Linked DNA regions of Homo sapiens: region 2 is linked to region 1. Evidence: read pairs that join two places in POLR2A ChIA-PET (ENCODE). Cell type or tissue: MCF 10A. All regions are shown on one strand. Region 1 overlaps VAV3 (vav guanine nucleotide exchange factor 3). Region 2 overlaps VAV3 (vav guanine nucleotide exchange factor 3).

What was found. Peaks named below come from ENCODE experiments on the same cell type or tissue, not always from the same donor. Only the 100,000 strongest peaks of a DNase experiment are listed, where the experiment ranks them.
Region 2: POLR2A ChIA-PET joins it to region 1 with 7 read pairs; 2 of 35 experiments call an interaction of 5 or more read pairs at or near these places.

The regions. Positions count from the first base shown.
Region 1 is chr1:107,668,188-107,673,187 of GRCh38, reverse strand. All of the region lies in intron 19 of VAV3 (vav guanine nucleotide exchange factor 3), which reads left to right. Among named protein-coding and RNA genes, the nearest start is that of MIR7852, 230 kb to the left of the region's middle. In MCF 10A, no CTCF peak of the experiment used is centred here; a DNase peak (open chromatin) is centred at 2,957.
Region 2 is chr1:107,721,962-107,726,961 of GRCh38, reverse strand. All of the region lies in intron 15 of VAV3 (vav guanine nucleotide exchange factor 3), which reads left to right. Among named protein-coding and RNA genes, the nearest start is that of MIR7852, 170 kb to the left of the region's middle. In MCF 10A, no CTCF peak of the experiment used is centred here; no DNase peak of the experiment used is centred here.

The DNA of each region.
Region 1 (5,000 bases):
TCATTAAATACTCTTCAGAAAAAAGGAAGTGGGTTTTAGTATAATTTATTGTTGAACATTAGTCTTTCTAATTTTTATTTTTATAAATGCTTTGAGGAACATCTGTGCATGAACATACTTTTCCATATGGCTGATTATTATTTAACAATGGCGTCATAGAGGTACAATATCTGGGTCAAAGCATATGAACTCCTAGATTTTGGATGTAGATGTTGCCAAATTTACCTTTTAGAAATGTTACATTGAATTATGTCCCCACATATTATTGGGGTATGAGAATATGTCTTATTTTATGCCCACCAACCTTGTATTGTTCTTTTCACTATAAGTCATTAGATAGGAAAATAATAGTATCTTACTATCATATCATAGTAGTTGATACCATAATATGAACTTCCTTGATTTTTAGTGAGATAGATTATTTTAATGTTTTTGGCTATGTGTATTTTTTTCTGAGAATTATCTATTATGCTTACTCCCTCTTTCTATTCAAGATTTGGTGCTTTTCTAAATTACTTGTAAGAATATATGTGTGTGTGTGAGAGAGATCAATCTTACATTTATCGAAAATATTTTTATATTTTTTTTCTGGTGTATTTGTTTCTATATAAAGTTTTAAATTTACCAGGAGTCAAAGTTACAGACATTTTATTTATGATCTGTTTTACTGCTTTTATGCTTAGAAAATTTTCCCTCCTCTGACTTATTAAACACCTACTTATAATTTTATTGTTTAATTTTTGTAGCATTTGGCCATTTAACTTATTTTTAAGTAATAACTTATTTAACTTATTTTTATTTAAGGAATAGATTTTAATTCTGTGACTAATTCCAAATGTACATTAAAATGTTTTTCAGGATTTACATTACAAGATTTTACAGAATTTAAATTTATCTTTTTTTTTTTTTTTTTTTTTTTGAGACAGAGTCTTGCTCTGTTGCCCAGGCTGGAGTGCAGTGGCAAGATCTTGGCTCCCTGCAACCTCTGCCTCCCAGGTTCAACCGATTCTTGTACCTCAGCCACCCAAGTAGCTGAGATTGCAGGTGTGTGCCACCATGCCTAGCTAAGTTTTTGTATTTTTAGTAGAGGCAGTGTTTCACCATGTTGACCAGGCTGGTCTCAAACTCTTGGCCTCATGTAATCCTCCCGCCTTGGCCTTGCGGCGTGCTGGGATTACAGGTGTGAGCCACTGCACCCAGTCTAAATTTATCTTTTTTGTTATTGCATAACAACCACAATTATATTGTGTACTTTTTGTTTTGTGCTTTATTATACACATAGCTTGCTAAAATTGTAAGTTATCTTGTGCAAAGCATGTCACAATACATGTTCTGTATATATAGGAAATTACGTTTTAAACAAATATAAATACTTAATATTGAAATAGTCAGTTTTGTTTTGTTTTTTTTGGTAAAATATGACAAACTAAGCCTAACTTCCCCAAGGATTTTCAGAAGTAGGAAGAAAAATATTCTATGGCTCTGCCTTTTGAGTTCAGAGTAGCTCCTCCCGTTGTTCTTATTTCCTTTTGTACATATGTGTCTCCCTTTATTTTACAAATCCTCCTCATCTTAATTTACTCTGCTGCTCCTGGGAGTGAGACTAGACCTATTATTTTAAAAGAGCTTTAGTTTTAGTAATTCTTCATCTAAGTATGAAAATTTCAACTTCTACTTTATTTGAAGTATGCAGTAGATATGTTCTCATTTCAAAAACAGTGTGGAGATTCTACACTTTCAAGTTCTAATTTGGCAAGTCTTATATGTCATCATGAAAATATTAGGTGTTTAATAAATAGACTTTCTTGGAGAAGTCGGTTGTAAGCAGGTAGAATAATGACTTTGGATTCCTGCCTGGCATGTTGCCCCTTATGATCTGTTCACAGAACGTGCTTCTGGATGTCCAGATATTAACCGTTGTGATCATAGCTACCTCTTATATCAAATGCCCCAACAAAATCGTGTGATGTCTTCAGTTCAGGACAGAGCTTTCCTTCTTGGGAGTAAGAATTACTCTTTCAGTTTGTCTAGAGGACGTGAACATGATTAGATAAACAAAACATGAAAGTGTACATATATTTCTCTACCTCCACCTACCATTATAGGCCTAACATTATAGCTTTTCACTCCCAGAGGAAGAAACTTTGCCATTTCAAAAAACTGTAATGCCATGCTTTGGGGATCCCAGATTTAAATATTTTATGCATCTTCCATTTAAATTCAAGCAGTATCCAAGAACAGAATCTGGCCAATGATTTTGAGAAAACGAAATGGCAACACCTTCTTGGAACCTCAAACTGTTCAAGGATTTTTTTTTCTAGCAAAACAGGAAGAAATTGGGGGAAAAGCATATGGACTCAGGTTGAGCATATGATGTATTTTCAACTCGAGTCGGCACTTTACTCATATTTGTAGTGTGACTTAAAATTAATTTGGGTGAAGCACTCAGATTTGAGGGAGGAAAAAAAATCCCTATTTGGGACTAAGTCAACATTTGTGGCATCTCATTAATCGCTGCCTTATGTAACTGCTTTCCCCACCTAAAGAGAAGCTACTGGGATGAGAAAAGTTTATAATATTAATGCCAAGTACAGATCTTGCCTCTCCCAAAAGGAGTTCATTAATCACCATCGAAGCACAAGAACAAACATACTTCATGTCTCTTGCCAGTTTTTTTCAATAACATTTCTGAAAGGCAAAAAAAAAAATATGTTTAATCTTCATTTGCAAAGGTTTTAATTTGGCTGTTATTTAATTTGTGATAATGTTATGTAAATTTAACATGCTCTGAGAATGCCCAGGCATAGGGTATAGAAGTAGAGTGTGTTGGTTAAGAGTTTGGGCCCATGGATCAGAGAGATCTGGATCCAGATTCTTGGCTTTGTTACCTCCTCTCTGTGTGGTCATAACACAGGCAAAGCACTTCAAGCTCAGTGCTTGCTTGGCACGAAATAGCTGGCAAAGAGCCAGCAGTGATGGAAATTCTTACTCTTACTGGTAGGAAGCAGTATGGGCATCAAGTTTGAAAACATGACTTTCAGTCCAAGCTGCTGTGCAAATCTTTGGACAATTTAATAAGCCTCAGTTTTCTAATCTGTAAAATGGAGATGAAAATACTCACCCTACCCACATACACTGGCACAAATGATATAATGTATTAATCAAGATAGAAAACTGAACCTAGCCATGGCATACAAAATCATGTCATATAATTTTGAAAAGTGCAAAGTTGTGAAATCATCTTTATTTTGCCATGTATCTCAGATTCTCAACTGTAACATTATTTGGGTGATCAGTGTGTAGTATTGATTATATTTTAGTGTCAGCCATGTAGTTACTCTCTCCTCTAAGGAGTTTTTTATTACCATTCACTGGAAAATACACAGCTTTTTCTTTGCAATTATTTCTTTACCTCTTTTCTTCTGCCTTCCAATTTAAAATTCATGAGTAATACAGCACCTCACGAATAGATGAAAGGGATGACAATCTAAAAAAAAAGAAAAAACTAATGTAAACCTCATGCTGGAAAACAGAAACACCAATTTAAACAATCATAAATAGGAAAAACAAAAAAACCTGTTGTGCAAGAAAAGGAGGCTCTAGTCTACCTTTATTTACAACCATCAGCTACCGAGTATCAAAGATAGGAATGGATCCATGGTGAAATTTTCAGGCATTCTTGAAAATGTGTTTATTTCTTTCTTGTCTTTATTAGATGTGCCCTGTCTCCTTCATTTCTTTATTTCCATGGCCCCTGCTACTAGAAGCATTGTAAAAAGCCAAAAGAAGAACAAGAAATTCTGAGGACATGGGTGAAAATGCAGCCTTGAGGTTTCTGAAAATAACAGGAGACAGACAAGGCTGGTGTCCAGCAACAATACTGGGTAGCTCTTTTTGTCCCCACTTACACAGCGAAGGATAAAGAAGAGATCCTATGGACACTTAGTAAGGATTACTTCATGTTTTAATTCAAAGTACTTTGGAAAGAAGACTTTGAGCAGAGTGGAATAGCAGGAGGTTTTTGTAAGGTGAAATAGAATGAAAGTGCAGCCAAGAATTTTTCTGTCTTCAATTTTAAAGAACACCGGCATAACTCATTTTTCTTTTTTTCCCCTGTGTTCTTTTTGACCTTCTTAGCAGCTCCTGACTTTCTCCCTTGGGGATTTTTCTCTGTATAGTCAGCGCTGACTCCCTTAGAAATCCTGAACCCCACACCCGTATCGCGAAAGAGTTGAAGAGAATTCAAATAAACACGTTGAGATAAGTAGCTTGTGAACTAACTGTTACAGCATGCCTCTGTAATAAGATACTGCCAGCTAGAAGCTAAAATAAAGTGAAATTCCATTTAACATGTGACAATCAAAACTGTATGTTTCTCCTAAAAATATAAGCTAAAGTTAATGTTAGACATTAGAAATTCATACTGAAACACCTACATTCATTTAATGGTAAATTTCTTTAGAATTGTTAGTTTCCTCCTCTCTAGACTGTCCAAACATAGTTCCTGGGACCACGCCTGTAGTTTCTTTCTCTCACTACAATGAGGAAAAAGTTGATGGTTTGCTAATCTCTTATTCTACACATTTCATTGTACTCCATGACTGCAAATTCATCTTTGTATGATTTATATGTCAATCAGCATGTTGGTGAAGTAGCCATGGAATGAATGTTAGAGTGATATTTGTTGATGTACTAGAGGTTTTACATGCTTTATTTTTAATTTCACAACAAAGCTGTGAGAGGTATTATGCCCATTTTACAGATGAGGAAGCTACACTGAGAGTTGTGACAGGTGTCCAAATTCATGTAAGTAATAAACGCTGAAACTGAGCTTTAAACCAAATCCTTATAAAACTTCCATATATGTGTTTCCATAACTAGAAGAAGCATTGTATGTTTTTAACTAATTTAGCAGTCTTGTAGGAATGCATTCATTAAATCAGTGCACTTTATCAGAAGATTTATTTTTTAGCCAGGCTGGCTACAATTATGGATCATGC
Region 2 (5,000 bases), 54 kb before region 1:
CTCATTGTGTGAGTGTGTGTGTATATGTGTATACATGTGTTTGTGTGGATTTACACACTAGACAATGATAGCATGGTCCCTTTGGGAAGATTAAGGTGATGACATGCTTTAAACTTTGTGTACCCACTCTGTAAACCATCAGTAAAATTCAATTAGCAGGCTTTATTCCATCTGTAGAAATATAATGATGCTAAAATAATCAAAATCTATTTAATCAATTTCATTATAAATGAAGGGATTGCTTGCATTCAAAATCTTAATAAAGGAAACGAGGTTGGTAGTCTATGCTGATTCAGTAAAACATATCGTATCTTGCAAAGCCAAAGAAATTAACTGTAAACCCTTGATCAAAAAGCACAGAAAGTGTGTGATCCAGAGAGCTTGATAACTGCTAGCTTTTAGTGAAGAAGGCTTTTTGATGTTACAAGCACAAGAAGCCAGAGCGTTATTATGTAGATAATTGATTGATTAATTTAATCAATGACTTTCTCAAAGATGGTTCTGAGACATGACTGGGAAAACTGAAATGAGCCAGCTGGCCATTGGCGGTCCACACCTCTCCATGAAAAGTATCTGCAGAGCGCCTCTGCCGGAGCACAGAGGACTTTCTGGCGGAATTCCTGTAGCTTGTGTGAGGATCAAACCTAAGCAGAGTTTAATGAAATTCTACTTTGGAGTGATTTGTTTATCTTCTGTGAGCAATTTCTTTCTTTCTTTTTATAGGTTGATTGATTTATCTGTATGTGTATTCCTCAGTGCTTTTCCTTGTCTGAACCAAAAGTGCTTTGCAAATATCAGAGCTCAGATTTTTAAAAGATCATTGATTTTTTTCAAATATCCTGAAGGTAGGCTGTCACACATTATTATTTAATTCTGAGATAGGGATATTGATAGCATAATATTAAAATCTTTCATTAGAGAATTTTTTTTTGGTCTAGCAATAACCTAAATTCGAAGGAGTTTTGTTTTCCTTCATCTATCAGAATTGTTATTTAAAAGTACCCACTACCCAGGACAGTATGGTTACTTTGTTGCCTTCAGGAAAGGGAATATTGTCATTGGCTTAAAACATTCTACTGTGACTGCCAGATATTATAGGTGCCCAGGAGACCCAGGAAACAGGCCTTTGGTTAGCTACTGAAATTTGCCATCTGGGCACGGTGGCTCACACCTGTAATCCCAACACTTTGGGAGGCTGAGGCAGGCAGATCACCTGAGGTCGGGAGTTTGAGAGTAGCCTGGCCAACATGGTGAAACCCATCTCTACTAAAAATACAAAACTTAGCTGGTGTGGTGGCACATGTCTGTGATCCCAGCTACTCGGGAGGCTGAGGGATGAGAATCACATGAACCCAGGAGGCAGAGGTTGCAGTGAGCCAAGATTGTGTCACTGCACTCCAGACTGGGCAACACAGTGAGACTCCATCTCAGAAATAATAATAATGATGAATTTGCCTAGCATAACCAGCTCTTCAAAAGTTTGGTCAAAAGCCGGTAAATGCTTAGTATTGTGTAGACGTTCCACAGTGTCCCTCTCACTCTCTTTACTTTCGGCTGCATATTTCCACTTGTTATCACCATCTCTGTGGAAAGCTCCATTCAGGATCAGCAATCTTCTTGATTCAGAGGACCATTCATGATGTTAAGGATCTGCTAGTGATGACACCAGTCACACAGAACAATCATGAGGAGGAAGAATATGGGGAAGTCTTTACCATTTCCTCCTGGGCTACTGTTAGCTTCTTACCTGGTCTCCCTGCTGCCATTGTAGCCACCTGACTCCCAACTGACTGTTGTAAGAGTGACCTCTCTAAACCGACATGCCCCTCTCCATGGTTTTATCATTTCTGATTCCTTTATTCACTCCTGATGTCACTGTCTTGCTTTAGGTCTTCAGGGTCTTCTACCTAGATTGCTATGGTCATCTCTATAACTGTCTCCCTGTCTCTCACCTCACCCCTTCAGCATGGCTGCTAGAGTTTCCTAAATACAAATATGATCTGGTTATCTGCATACAGTCCTTTAGTAGTCACTCCTTGGCCACAGAACAAGATCAGATTTCTGGAGTATATGCACAAATGGCATTTACTATCTGGCCTGTGCTCAGCTCTAGCCTTTTTTTTTTCCCCCCACCACATCCAGTGTTGCAACCAGACTGAATTCCTTCCTGGCAGCTTCCAGAACATGCCAGGCTCCTTTATACCTCTGCACCTTTCATCATAGTGTTCTTTACTGGCTCGGGATCTGTTCTCTGCTGAGGTGTGCTAGGGAACATCTATTTATCTTTTAAGACTCAGATTGAAAGCAGCTATGCCCTTTTCCTGTGCCACCCCCCATCCTATACTGTAGGATTGTCCAATCTCTCTTTCATTCTCCACCATATCTTACACCTTTGGGAATCACTTTATTAGGTTTACTTCTTTTCATGTCTCTATCTTCATCCTAGATTGAAAGAACTGTAAGGCCAGAGGCCATGTATTTTTTGTCCCAGTACAATGCTTGGTACTCATCAGGCATTTAATAAACACTTATTGAATAAAAGAATGTCTGAAGCAGCTGAATAATAGTATAAGACAACTTTCAGATTGTAAGTGCCATATAACTTCAGAGAAAGGACAGATCATTATACACTACAGTAATCTAGGATGCTCTCAAAGAAAAAGTGGGGACCTATGTTGCAGGGATAGATCACATTTGGAGTGGTAGAGGGAAGGAAGACTATTCATGACTAGGAATAACTGTTTGGGGCTGAGACGGAGGTGAACATTTAAAGAGTACTTTGAATAAATGGGTTTCTTTACTTATGATGAAATACTATGATTGGAGATACCATTTTCCTAATTAAAATGTTGCTGTTGTTCTTCATGACTCACATATTAATTTCTATACTCCTTAATATTGGGTTAAGAGTCAAATCAGAGTTCACTCTGTTAGTCGCTTCACGAGCCTTGGACAAGTTGCTTGACTTTTCTGAGCTTCAATTTAGAAATGAAAAAAATGGAGACATAATAGCTACCTCAAAATGTGTATTGTAGCATTTACGATGTGTTCTCTATTTATCCAATGTCAGATATAGTACAGGACACTTTATGTGTATTAAGTCTTGTAACCTTTATGTCAGCTCCATTTTGATTAGGTTATTGTTTTTGTTCTAATTTACAACAGAGGAAAAACAACGGTACCACCAAGAGAAATATGGAAGTATGGAAGACATCATCTCAGATTGTTTTGGAGGTTGGAAGGAACAGCTCCTCTGTATAGGGTGGCTGGCAGCAGTACTTAATGGTACTAGCGCAGCTTTGAGTTCAAGGGAGAGAGAGTTGGGTCTGCTAAGTTGCGGGTTCATCCATGAAGTTGTTTTGTGCCCTGTGATCTAATATAGCTTCAACTCAGAAGCTGGAAACATTACTCTGGAATCCTGTGTCTGGCAGTGTGTCAAGCAGCCAGGCCCAGATGGAGAATCCAGGTGTATGTTGGCAAAAACAGGGTAGGTCCAAATGGAGGGTGGTGGCAGACTGTGGAGGACTTACTTGAGGGCTGAGCTGGTGGCTGCAGCATTTTTATGGGATGTTCCCTATTTGTGTGGGAAGACAACCCTGAAGGTGAATTTGTGTGGAGAGAAAACACAGAAGGGCAGCAACACAGCATAAGCACAAGTCAGGGGAGGCTGTGACATCAGATGGGCGCTGAATGCTTGTGGCTGGGAGGACAGGCAAGGCCCAAAGGAGTAGCTCTCTTTTTGTTGTTACTGTTGTTTTGCTCTTCATGGATAAATTTGTTCTACAGCAGTTTTTAAGATTCTATTATATGTGGAGTACCATTTATGAGGATACAAAATACAAATAAGAGGATGTCCTCAAGTTGGATACAGATAGTGAAACAAAGTTTACAAATAATTACACAATAACATGACGAAGTCTATAGTGGAGCCAAACAAAAAGGACTGCAGGAACACTAAGGGGTAAGCTAAAAATCCTGCCTGAGAGAATTAAGAAAGGCTTCTCAGAGGAGATAACATTTGAGCTGGGTCCTCAAGAATGAACAGGAATTCTCCAGTGGGAAAGGTCACTATGAATGCAATGATTAGAACTACTTAGTAAGCGTACAAAAAAAAAAAAAAAGAGAGGATAATAGGGCTTTCTGACACTACTTTTCCAGATTCGAGGGTATCTAGTTTGTTTCATCACTCTTTAAAAAGAAGCCCAAGGTATCTTAAAGGATGAAACAGCGCCTCGGTGCTGCTCTTCATCATAGAACCTCACCTCATGCCATGGCTTGGAAAGCTCTGCAGGCCCAGGCGTGTCCTCTTATACTCAGAAAACAACCCTTCAAGGTCATCAATTCCATTTGTATTCTTATTGGACATTGTTTGGAGCATAGTAGGCATTCAGTAAATGTTCTTTGAAATAAGTCCATTTGTTGGAATGTCTTGAAAATATTTTTTGAGGGTGGTTGTATTTTCTTTCTTGAGACTCACTGGCACATGTGTCTGTTTCAAGTCAGCAAGGCTGTTCCAATTTTTGTCTTAGGAGTTTTACTTTCTGTATGCTTTTTTGCCTCATTTGGGAGTTTACATTATTTCAAAATGGATAGAGACTGTAGAATAGAGAATCCCAAAATCACAGGACAATTGAAGTTCATTGACAAGGATAGTGAGAAAAGTGTGCTCTGCAGAATATTTTACTCTGAGTTTCTCTAATGTAATTAGTTTTGAGTGGGGAAGAAAACCCAACATTCAGCAGAAAGGCAGGAATAGAGGATCAATCTAATACATCACAGTGGAGAATGAGGCTGTGTTCAGGCCATTCTGCATACTCCGAAACTCTTAAGCACAACTGACTCTGCAGAAAATATGTCTGTCTCAAACCCCCGTTTACTGTCAGTTCTTTTGGATACCCAGATACTAACCACCAGAATAAAGTCCAGCCCAAATCTCAGGGTTTCTGGACTGTAATACTAGTTAGCTCCATTAATACTTGCCTTCATCTGCCAAGAAGATA